Regions from separate parts of the Homo sapiens genome. Here region 1 is linked to region 2. Evidence: read pairs that join two places in POLR2A ChIA-PET (ENCODE). Cell type or tissue: MCF 10A. All regions are shown on one strand.

Region 1 (5,000 bases), 330 kb before region 2:
GGGTAATGGCCCCTAACAAACCCAGGGCCCTTGGGTCAGTGGCATCTACAATGCAATGATTACATGCTAATAATTTCAGTATTTGCATTATAGTTCAGGAAATAGAAGAACAAGTCTTTTCTTATTGCTTTGCCTTTGTTGGACATTTTGGTTGAGTACAATTTTTCCTTATCACCTTCTGAATACTTTCTGAAATACTTTCAACTGCAATTCGACTTTCAGTCTTTGCAAGTGTATCCATTGGGTGATATGTATGGTGTTATGACATTTATGTTCTAATGACACATAAGGGCTTCCAGATTTGTAGTAAGTCTAGAATTCATCTCCAGTGACTACACTGAGCAAAAACAGAATATGCACTTTGTAATGATAAAAATTCTTAGTAATGGTTCTGTAATTAGCCTAATGATTTCAACAACTGATCTTTAATATGCATGAGCTTAATTCCTGTTAAGAGCAGAAATCTCAGATTCCTCTCAAGGTCTCCCTTCATACTTATCTTCAGTAATTTAATAAATGTGTATGAGTCTATAGTTGCTCATGTTTTCTCCATTTATATGCATTTATCTGGGTCAGCATGTGGTTAGAGTGATGACATACAAAGGAAATTCAGGCCTCTTGTCTCAGAGCCAGAGGCCTGTATAAACATTCCTGTGTCTGAGATTTGGGGGTTGGAGAAGGTCTCTGGACCTGTCCCCTCAAAATGTCAGGAGCTTACTGCATCTCCCAAAAGGATAGTGCCTAGAAAATGTAGACTTTGTTGATAAAAAATACATAGTGATCATTACATTGACATTTGAAGTATCTGGTTCTTTTCAGATTAGGCAGATGATAGTAAAAGGTCATTGGTGGTGTTGATGAAGGAGAGAGTGGTTGATGAGTAGGATATTAATAATGGCCCTTTACTGAGGCAAGCAAACAGAACCTAACAGACAATATATAGGCAAATACTGTTAAAAACACGGCGACACAAAAACTCACAGGGCTCCACAGAAATACAAGCAAAAACAAACTCCAGACCTCTTGGCTTAACATAATTCCAGAAAAGACCCAGTAAGGATCTGGATAAAGTGTCCATGGCCAAGAGGAACTGAAAAAGTCAGATTCCAGGGGTCCTCACATTTCTGGTTTCCCATTAGATTTTATCTCCCATCTCAAGCAGTAGGATCTGGCAAGAGGGATACAAAAGACTCTGCAATTCAACTTTCAGAAGAGCTGGGGGAAGAAGCAAGGCCATGCCTCTCTGTTAGTAATCCTCTGTGCTTTAGACCACAGTGTGAGAATTTGGAGGTGAGAGGGCAAAAGGAGGTTGCAGCAGGAATCTTGGCCTGGGATCAGTTTGAGGGAGTTTTGCATAAAGGTATTTACTTTGGGAAGATAATATTAGCTCAATTATTTCCCATGGAAACTGGAAAATAAACTCCCACTTTAAACTAAACACATGCACATACTTAGTTTCTGTTTGCACTCTTTCCCTGACTAGTGAGTGAGAAAGGTCTGTGTGTGTGTGTCTGTGTGTGTGTGTGTGTGTGTGTGTGTGTGTGTGTGAGTGTGTATGCTTCTTTGTGGCCCTATTTTTGCTTTGCTTCAACTTATTTCGTCATTTCATGCTTGCTGCCTAGCAGACATGGATGGGTGGATTTTGATCAGAGTTAAAGGCAGTTTGCCCACTATCTGCCATGGTGGGACTTATGCCTGCCAGTCGGTAGGCCTCCCTGAAGTTCATCTTGTCTTGTCAAAATGCTGATGCATCAAGATTGATGTGTTTTGAGTAGGAATTATTTTTCAAAGCCTTGTTTGGGCCAGTTCTGGTCTGGTGCCATGTCTTACATAGTGTATATCATGAATCTTCACTGAGAAAGAAACAAGCCTGTGTTTCTGAAGTGTCCTTCAGCTTAGGTTTGCCCATACACTTTTGGTAAAATTCCTTTTCCAGAAGCCTCAGAGTGAGTCCAGGATACAGAAAAAGAGGAGTGTATCATGCTTGTGGGTTTAACAGTTTATCTGTCACCACCTCCTCCCCACCCCATGAAAAGGCCAAGCTGTCTCACTGGGGATAATTTAATGCCACTCTTCTAGGATAACAGAGAGTCACTTAATGCATGTATTTAGTCAGTCTTTGAAGTAAAGGAAGGTGTGTCGATTTCTGTGTAGAAGCGGTATGCCCAAAGGAGTGGAGTGGTTCTACTCCTCCTCCTTCACCTCCTCCTTCCATTAATTTTGAGCACTGCATAAAGCATGGTATTATTGAGGATGTTGCTGGGGATGTTGTTCCATTTATTTTTACTACATATCAAATCACTGCATAGTTTTTGTAGGTTAGAAAGTTGTAAAGGGCTGTGATGAGTGGTTCTGGAAGGGTGTGTCTCCTGCAGGAACCTATAGGAGCTTGGGTCTGGCTTGGCATCTCTCTCTCTCTCTCCATGTAGTCTCAGGGTATCTCCATGTGATCTTTCCATTTGGGATAATTTGGGCTTCCTCACAACGTGGTGGCTTCGGGGAGGTAGACTGTTAAATGATAAATCAGGGCTTCAGCGCTAGTGCACCAGTGAACTAGGGGGAGGCATCAACTTTCCTAACAGCCTTGGAAATCATGTAGTATTACGTCTGTTGCATTCTGTTGGTTCTAAGCAAGTCAGTGTACTCAGAGATAAGGAAAATGGATACTGACCCTACTTTTTGATGGGAGGAGTATCAAGGTAATATTGTAGAAAAGCATGTGCCATCTTTGGGGGATACAATTTGTCATAGGAATAGCTCTATTCAAGAAAAAATAATCACAGTAAAGACAGTCCAACTGGCAATAGTCCTTTCGGGAAATTCTGTGATCTCAAAATGTTGCATGCCAGTTTGAATGGTAAAATATACACTGACCTTTCTGTGAAATCATTTTTTTTTACTTTAAAATGTTATATTGTGGTATACTTTACATTCAATAAAATAAACACATCTTAAATATACAGTTTAATAAATTTTGATAAATGTTTGCACTCGTGTGACAACCACCCCTGTCAAAACACAGAATACTTCATCACCCCCAAAATTCCCTTGTGCTCTTATGGAGTAAACCCTTGCTGTCTTTGGTCTCAGGCAATTTCTGTGTTGTTTTCTGTTACTATTGATCAATTTTACCTGTTTTAGATTTTCACGGAATCTGACAGCATATACTCTTTTGTCGGCATAATAGTTTTGAGATTCACTCATTTTGTTGTATGTAATGTAAATCAACATTATTTCTGAGTAATATGCCATAGAATGAATATACTGTAATTTGTTTATCCATTCTCCAGTTGATAGACATTTGGGTTGTTTATTGTTTTTGGCTATTATGAATAAAGCTGGTATGAATATTCATGTACAAATGCTTATGTAGACATACCCTTTCATTTCTCCTGGATTAATACTAAGGAGTGGAATTGCTGGGCCATATGGGAAATTTATGTTGAACTTTCTGAGAAACTGTCATTCTGTTTTCCACAGTGGTTGTTCCATTTTACATTCTCACCAACAACATAAGAAAGTTTCTGTAACTTTACATCCTCACTGTACTTGGGTATGTCAGTCTTCAATTTTAGATAATCCAGTGTGTAGTGCTTTAAATATACATTTTCATGATGATCAGGATGTTGAGCATATTTTCATTCATTTATTAGACATTTATATTTCTCCTTTTGTAAACTATCTGTTCAAATCTTCTGCCCATTAAGCATTTTAAAACATATTTTTCCTGTTGGATTATAGTTCTTTAAATAGTCTCAATACAAGACCTGCAGTAGGTATGTATATGGTGAATATTTTTTTTCCCAGTCTGTGGATTGCCTGTTTATTCTTTTATGATATCTTTGGACTAGAAGTCATTAATTTTGATAATGTTTCATTTATACTTTTTCATTTTATGGTTTGTTCTTTTTATCTGTTATGTCTAAAAAAATCTTTCCTACCCCATAGTCACAAAGATTTTCTTCTGCATATTTTTCTAGAAGTCTTACAGTTTTAGCTTCAATTTCTATGATCAATTTTTGTTTATAGTGCGAGGTAAGGGTCAAGGTTTATTTGTTAAAAATATGGGATCTGGTTTTTCAAGAACTGTGTTGAAAACACTATCCTTTACTTATTGAATTATCTCTACATCCTTGTTAAAAGTCAATTTACCATTGGGTAGTTATATTTTTTGACTGCCTATTGTGTTCCATTTATTTATATGTCTATCCTTATGTAAATATCACACTGTCTCCATTTCTGTAGCTTTATAGAAAGTCTCAAATTCCTTTCTAAAATTGCTTTTACCAATCTTGGTTCTTTGCATTATATCACCATAAATTTCAAAAACACCCTGTCAATTTCTTTTAAAAAGCTTCCTGGGATTTTTATTAGAATTCCATTGTATCTATAGATCACTTCAGGGAAATTTATCGATTTATAATGTTGAATCTTTTGATTCATGAACATAGTATATCTCTTCATTTATTTAGGATTTTAAACATTTATTTCTTACACAGTTTTTGTTAGATTTATGCTTATTTTATGTTTTGATCCTATTGTAAATAACATTGTTTTAAGTTTCATTTTTGAAATTATTCATTGTGCTAGTATACAGAGGTAAAAATGGTTTTTATATTAATCCTGTATCTTGCAACCTTGCTGTATTCATCTATTAGTTGCAATAGTTTTTATTATGGATTCTTTAGGGGTTTCAATATGTACAATCATGTCATCTGTGAATAAAGGAAGTTTTATATTTTCCTTTCTAATCTGTATGCCTTTTATTATCTTTTTCTTGCCTTACTGTATTGGTCAGGACCTCCAATACAACTTTGAATGGAAGTGATAAGAGCATGCATCCTTGCCTTCTTTCTGATATTAGAGGGAAAACATTCAATTAAGTGTGATGTTAGCTGTAGATTTTTTTTTTTTGGTAGATGCCTTTTATTGGGTTGAGGAAATTCCCTTTTACTCTTAGTTTGCTGGGGGATTTAAAAATAATTATGCCTGGTTTTTGA
Region 2 (5,000 bases):
CATCTCCAGCAGGCTGAGTCCCCTTGGAGCCTCCATAAATGCTGCTGGCTGGCTGGCGGGGCACATGGGTGGGCTGCGTACCACACTCCAAGCACTTAGCATTGAGCAGTGGTGGCTCCAGCTGGCAGCCTCACCCTCTCTCCTCCCCACACTCATGGACATTGAAATTGTGTAGAGAAAGCAGAGCTCAGAAACCAGAGCCATTTCTGCTCTCCCTGACTCCTTCACCTCATCTCTGCTGTTGACAAAGAGAACAAGAGGGGCAGTGAGAGAGATTTAACTATGACGTTGGTGCAGAAGTAATCGCGGGTTACATTAAAAGTCATGCCAAAACCCGTGATTACTTTTGCACCAACCTAATAAAACGGATCCTAGTGCATTAGGGATGGTGGCACTGGGACTGAACCTAAGAAGGAAGGGAGGACTCTTAGAATCCACACAGCAACCTGCATCCCAAAGCATGTGGATTTTACTAGTGTTTTCCCATTGGCCCATGGACTAACTTTTCAGAAACCAGCTTCTTTTTTTGATTTTCAGGGAGAATGTGGTTTGTTTTCACTGCATGAAGTCACTTCGGCCTTCTTCCCTGTCTGTGGGCAAGTTCAGGGTAGAAACTACCAGGTACTCTGAGAACTACGCCATGGACTTCCCTGCTCAGAGAAGAACAATCTGCTTCTGACGTTTCACTTTGGTTGTAAAGGACTTCAGGGATTATCTCAGCCTCTTCAAACCAAAATTCCTCTGAAATGCTTAAATTGGCCCAGATAGGGTCAGGTCTGGAATAATCAGTTCAGCTTATGCTGAAATACTTTATTTCCATCCTGCCTGCTTCCACATCCACTTTTCTGAGCATTATTTCCTCCAGAACAATTTAGAGATCTCTGAGGAGCTGATTAGATGATGATGAGGTGAGCATGCTCCCACCACATGGCCACAAGGATTGATAGAGATCAAGGACTGAGAGGTTTGGCCCCAAGCTTGACTGAGGATGATGTCGGGGATATTCCCAAGACCCTCTCTCAGACACAGATGGTCTGACCCTTTATTGGTCATAAGGATGAAGTGGAAGTTAATGAGACTCTCAGCTTGGAACTCCCTGGATGTAAGATTATAGCATATCTGTTTATCCAAAGAATTACGTGTGTCAGAGCAGTAGGTCTTCACAAATTCATTAGGTTTATAACAATCAACCATAGTTACAGGAGAAAGATGCTGTGAGCTCCCTTTATACCCCTGTTCAGTATCTGTACAATCTTACCCTCTAAACGTATTCCTTCTGTCTCACCTTAATCATGTATTGCTTATCTATTTCCTCACAACAGTCTACCTCAAAATTTGTGGCCTACAATGGCAACCATGTAAACCATGTATTTGCTTATGCTTCTGTAATTTGGACCAGGTTCAGCTGGGCAGTTCCTCTGCCAGTCTCACCCGAGGTCATGTTCACTGCAGTCAGTTGGCAGGTGAAGGTGTGGGGAGTTGGAGAAAGACTCACTGGTCCCAGCCAGCCTCAATCACATGTGTTGGGCCTCAGTGGAGATGACTGGAACTACTGCGATGAGTAGGACACTCTCTCCATGTGATCACTCATCCTCAAGGAGACCAGTCTGGGTTTTCTTAAGCCTGGGAGTCACAGGGCATCAAGAAGGTGAAAGCAGACACTCAGGGCTCAATATCACTTCTGCCACATTCCATTGATCAAAGCACATCATAGTGCCAGCCAAAATTCAAGGGGCAGAGGAAATAGACTCTGCCTTTTATTGGATGACAAATTAACATTGCAAAGAAGCATGTATCTAGGAATGGAAGAAATTTCTGGGGCCATCCTCATAATATATCACAGTCACTAAAGCTGCATATTTATAAATTATTCCTTTCACCCTTTAGAAATGGCCTGTTCCTTATTGGCAAGGGCAGATGGAGACTCCAATTGGGATGACTCATTTAAGTGGGGCTATAGAATGAACATTTTTATGGAATGTCAACTGTGTGTAAGCATTGTATACATATAATCCTATTTAATTCTCAAAACAACTTCATGATAGGTCTTACCTCCATTTTATTACTAAGAAAGCTGATGTTCAGGGTGAGTTAATGAATTACTGAACGTAACTCAGTTGTCATGGAGGGAGTTGAGGATTTCTTCACCTGTAAAATGGGAATCATAATACTTACCACCAGCATAGTTGGTAGGATGAAATTAAGTGCTTTGTGTGGAAGTGGCTGGTAAACCCCAAAGCACTGTACAAATGTTAATTTTCATTTTCATTGAGCCAAGCAGACATTTTGAGGGGAGGAGTGTTGTCTAGGAAGGCGCCAGAGTCATCTGAGCCAGACACCAACTGTTGTGTGTCTCTCAGCTGCTATTTACTTTGGCTTCAGACCAAATCCTTCATGCAATGCCTTTGGCGGTCACAGACGAGAAAGAGCCCTGTGGGCCAGGCTGGCAAGCCAGGACATGCTACAGGTGAAGACAGACACGCTTCCATTGGAAAAAGGAAGAAACTGAAACAAAGCTCTAAGTGCCTTGCTGCTATCCTCAACTACTCCGGTTGCAAGGATTTTTAATATTTCACTCAAGGTCACATACACAACCTTGAATTGCTCTGAACCTACTTTCTCCCAACTCTTCTTTTCACTAAATCTCATCCCAATTCTTTCCAAACCTCATTCTCTCATCATTATCCCATCTGCATCTTCAATCTATACACCCAATGTTTCCTCCCCCTCCTTGTCTTATTTGGATTCTGTAAGACCTAATTCTTACAGGGACCAGGAGGGAGGGTCAGCCTTTTGCAAAGTCAGCCTTCACCAGTCTTCTCTTTGCACATCTACCATCTACCTAAACTAAGATCTCTTCCTCCTTTGAGGTTTAGGCTGCTCAGATACACCATGTTCTTTTTGCCTGCCTTGTTGCTGTCATCTGTTGACCTCCCATCAGTCACTACCATCCTTCTTTGGGAGTTCTGGCATCTCACTCATAGCCTACCTGCCGTCACCAAGGACAACTTCAACACTCATTGAACATCCTGGACTCAGAATTCCTCAACTTTTACAACCCCATTATGCTTCATCCAAGACAGCTGAATACCATCCATCCACCGGTGAAAAAGGCTGCATTGCATTGCAGATTGACTAGTTCAACTCACAGAAATTGTTCACAAAAAATGCCTAATGCAGGTGACAAAAGAAAAGTCAAATTTGGAGTCAGGAAATCTGGTTTTAGAGTCTTATCTCAACTCCTTACCAAGTGTTGAAAATTGAATAGGGTACACCTTCTCTAAACCTGAGTTTTCTCATACTTAAAAATGAGGAATAATAGTTTCTATAACACTAGGACATAGTAAAAACCAAATGGGATCTAGAGTGGAAAAAAATTATAAACTGTAGGATACTCAACAAATATCACTATAAACCCTTGAAAGAAAATGTTTATGATTGTATAAATTATATGAATCCAATTTTTTTGTGTTAAGCCAAAAATGAAAAGAGAACAAAAATCATGAATTCTGGTTCAGATGATGGATTGAATGCATTCTTCTATTTTCACTCCATCCCAAACTCCTGGATATTTTAAATCAAGAGTGAGAAGAATGAGAAAAGAGACAATTATAGCAATGTATTGGAAGCATGTGGTAAATAATAACAAAACAGAGAAAACTACATCCTTGGGCAGCTTTGGGAAAGCAGAGAGGGAACTGGATTTATACTACAAAATTTCCAAAACAATCAGCTGCCAGAACACTGGAAGCCAGGCGTTCACCTTACAGGCAGAAGATTGGACATACCTTCTCTGGGAAACCTGACTAGCTCAAGAGGAAACATCTTAAGATATTGACATTGGGAGTTCCAGCCAGATCACCCTATAAAGAAACTATATTCAACAAGACCCATCCATGTTTTGAAGCCTTTAATCAGTTTTTTAGTGCCTCAAACATGTAAACATAAGCAAAGACCATCAGACATATGAGGAAAGCTTCTAATGTGAGCAATAGAAATACTACTGGTTTTTGTATGTTGATTTGTTTCTTGTAACTTTACTGCATTCATTTATTCTAACAAGTTTTTGTGTGTGTGTGTGTGACAGTTTTAGGGTTTCCTAGAAAGAAAATCATGTCATCTATGAGCAGAGACAATTTAACTTTTTCCTAATTTGGATACCTTTTATTTTTCTTGCCTAATTGCTTTGGCTAGGATTTCCAGTATTATGTTGAATAGAAATGGTGAGAGTGGGCATCCTTGTCTTGTTCCAGATCTTAGAGGAAAAGTTTTTAACTTTGCACTAGTATGATGTTAGCTGTGGGCTTGTTATATATGGCATTTATTGTGTTGAAGTACATTATCTAGTTTGTTGAGTTTGTATCATGAAAAGATGTTGAACTTTGTCAAATGCTTTTTGTGCATCTACTGAGATAATCATATGTTTTTTCCTTCATTCTGTTAATGCAGTATATTACAATTATTGATTTGCATATGTCAAACTATCTTTGCATCCCAAAGATAAATCCCACTTGATTATGGTGAATGGTCTTTTTAATGTGCTATTGAATTTGGTTTGCTCATATTTTGTGGAAGATTTTTGCATCTTTGTTCATTAGGCATATAGGCCTGTAATTGTCTTTTCTTGCTGTGTCGTTGTCTGGCTTTGGTGTCAGGGTAATGTTGGCTTGTAAAATGAGTTCAGAAGAATTCCTCCTCTTCAATTTTTTTGGAAGAGCTTGAGAAAACTGGTATTAATTCTTCTTTAAATGTTTGGTAGAATTTAGCCTTGAAGCAATCCCTGAGTTTTTCTTTGATGGAATATTTTTATTTCTGGTTCAATCTCCTTACTCATTATTGATCTGTTCAGATTTTCTATTTCTTCATGATTCAGTCTTAGTATGTTATATGTTTCCAGGAATTTACCCATTTCTTCTAGGTTATCGAATTTGCTGCTGTGTAATTATTCATAGTAGTCCCTTATGATTCTGTGTATTTCTGTGGTATCAGTTGTAATGTTC

Evidence for each region. ChIA-PET counts read pairs that join two places held together with the same protein. Peaks named below come from ENCODE experiments on the same cell type or tissue, not always from the same donor. Only the 100,000 strongest peaks of a DNase experiment are listed, where the experiment ranks them.
Region 1: POLR2A ChIA-PET joins it to region 2 with 5 read pairs; 3 of 35 experiments call an interaction of 5 or more read pairs at or near these places.

Annotation. Positions count from the first base shown.
Region 1 is chr2:37,459,002-37,464,001 of GRCh38, forward strand. No RefSeq gene overlaps it. Among named protein-coding and RNA genes, the nearest start is that of LINC03063, 100 kb to the right of the region's middle. In MCF 10A, no CTCF peak of the experiment used is centred here; no DNase peak of the experiment used is centred here.
Region 2 is chr2:37,784,653-37,789,652 of GRCh38, forward strand. LOC107985869 (a long non-coding RNA gene) reads left to right here. Exons shown (of 3, transcript XR_001739409.2): 3 at 538-5,000. Among named protein-coding and RNA genes, the nearest start is that of PIRAT1, 89 kb to the right of the region's middle. In MCF 10A, no CTCF peak of the experiment used is centred here; a DNase peak (open chromatin) is centred at 2,409.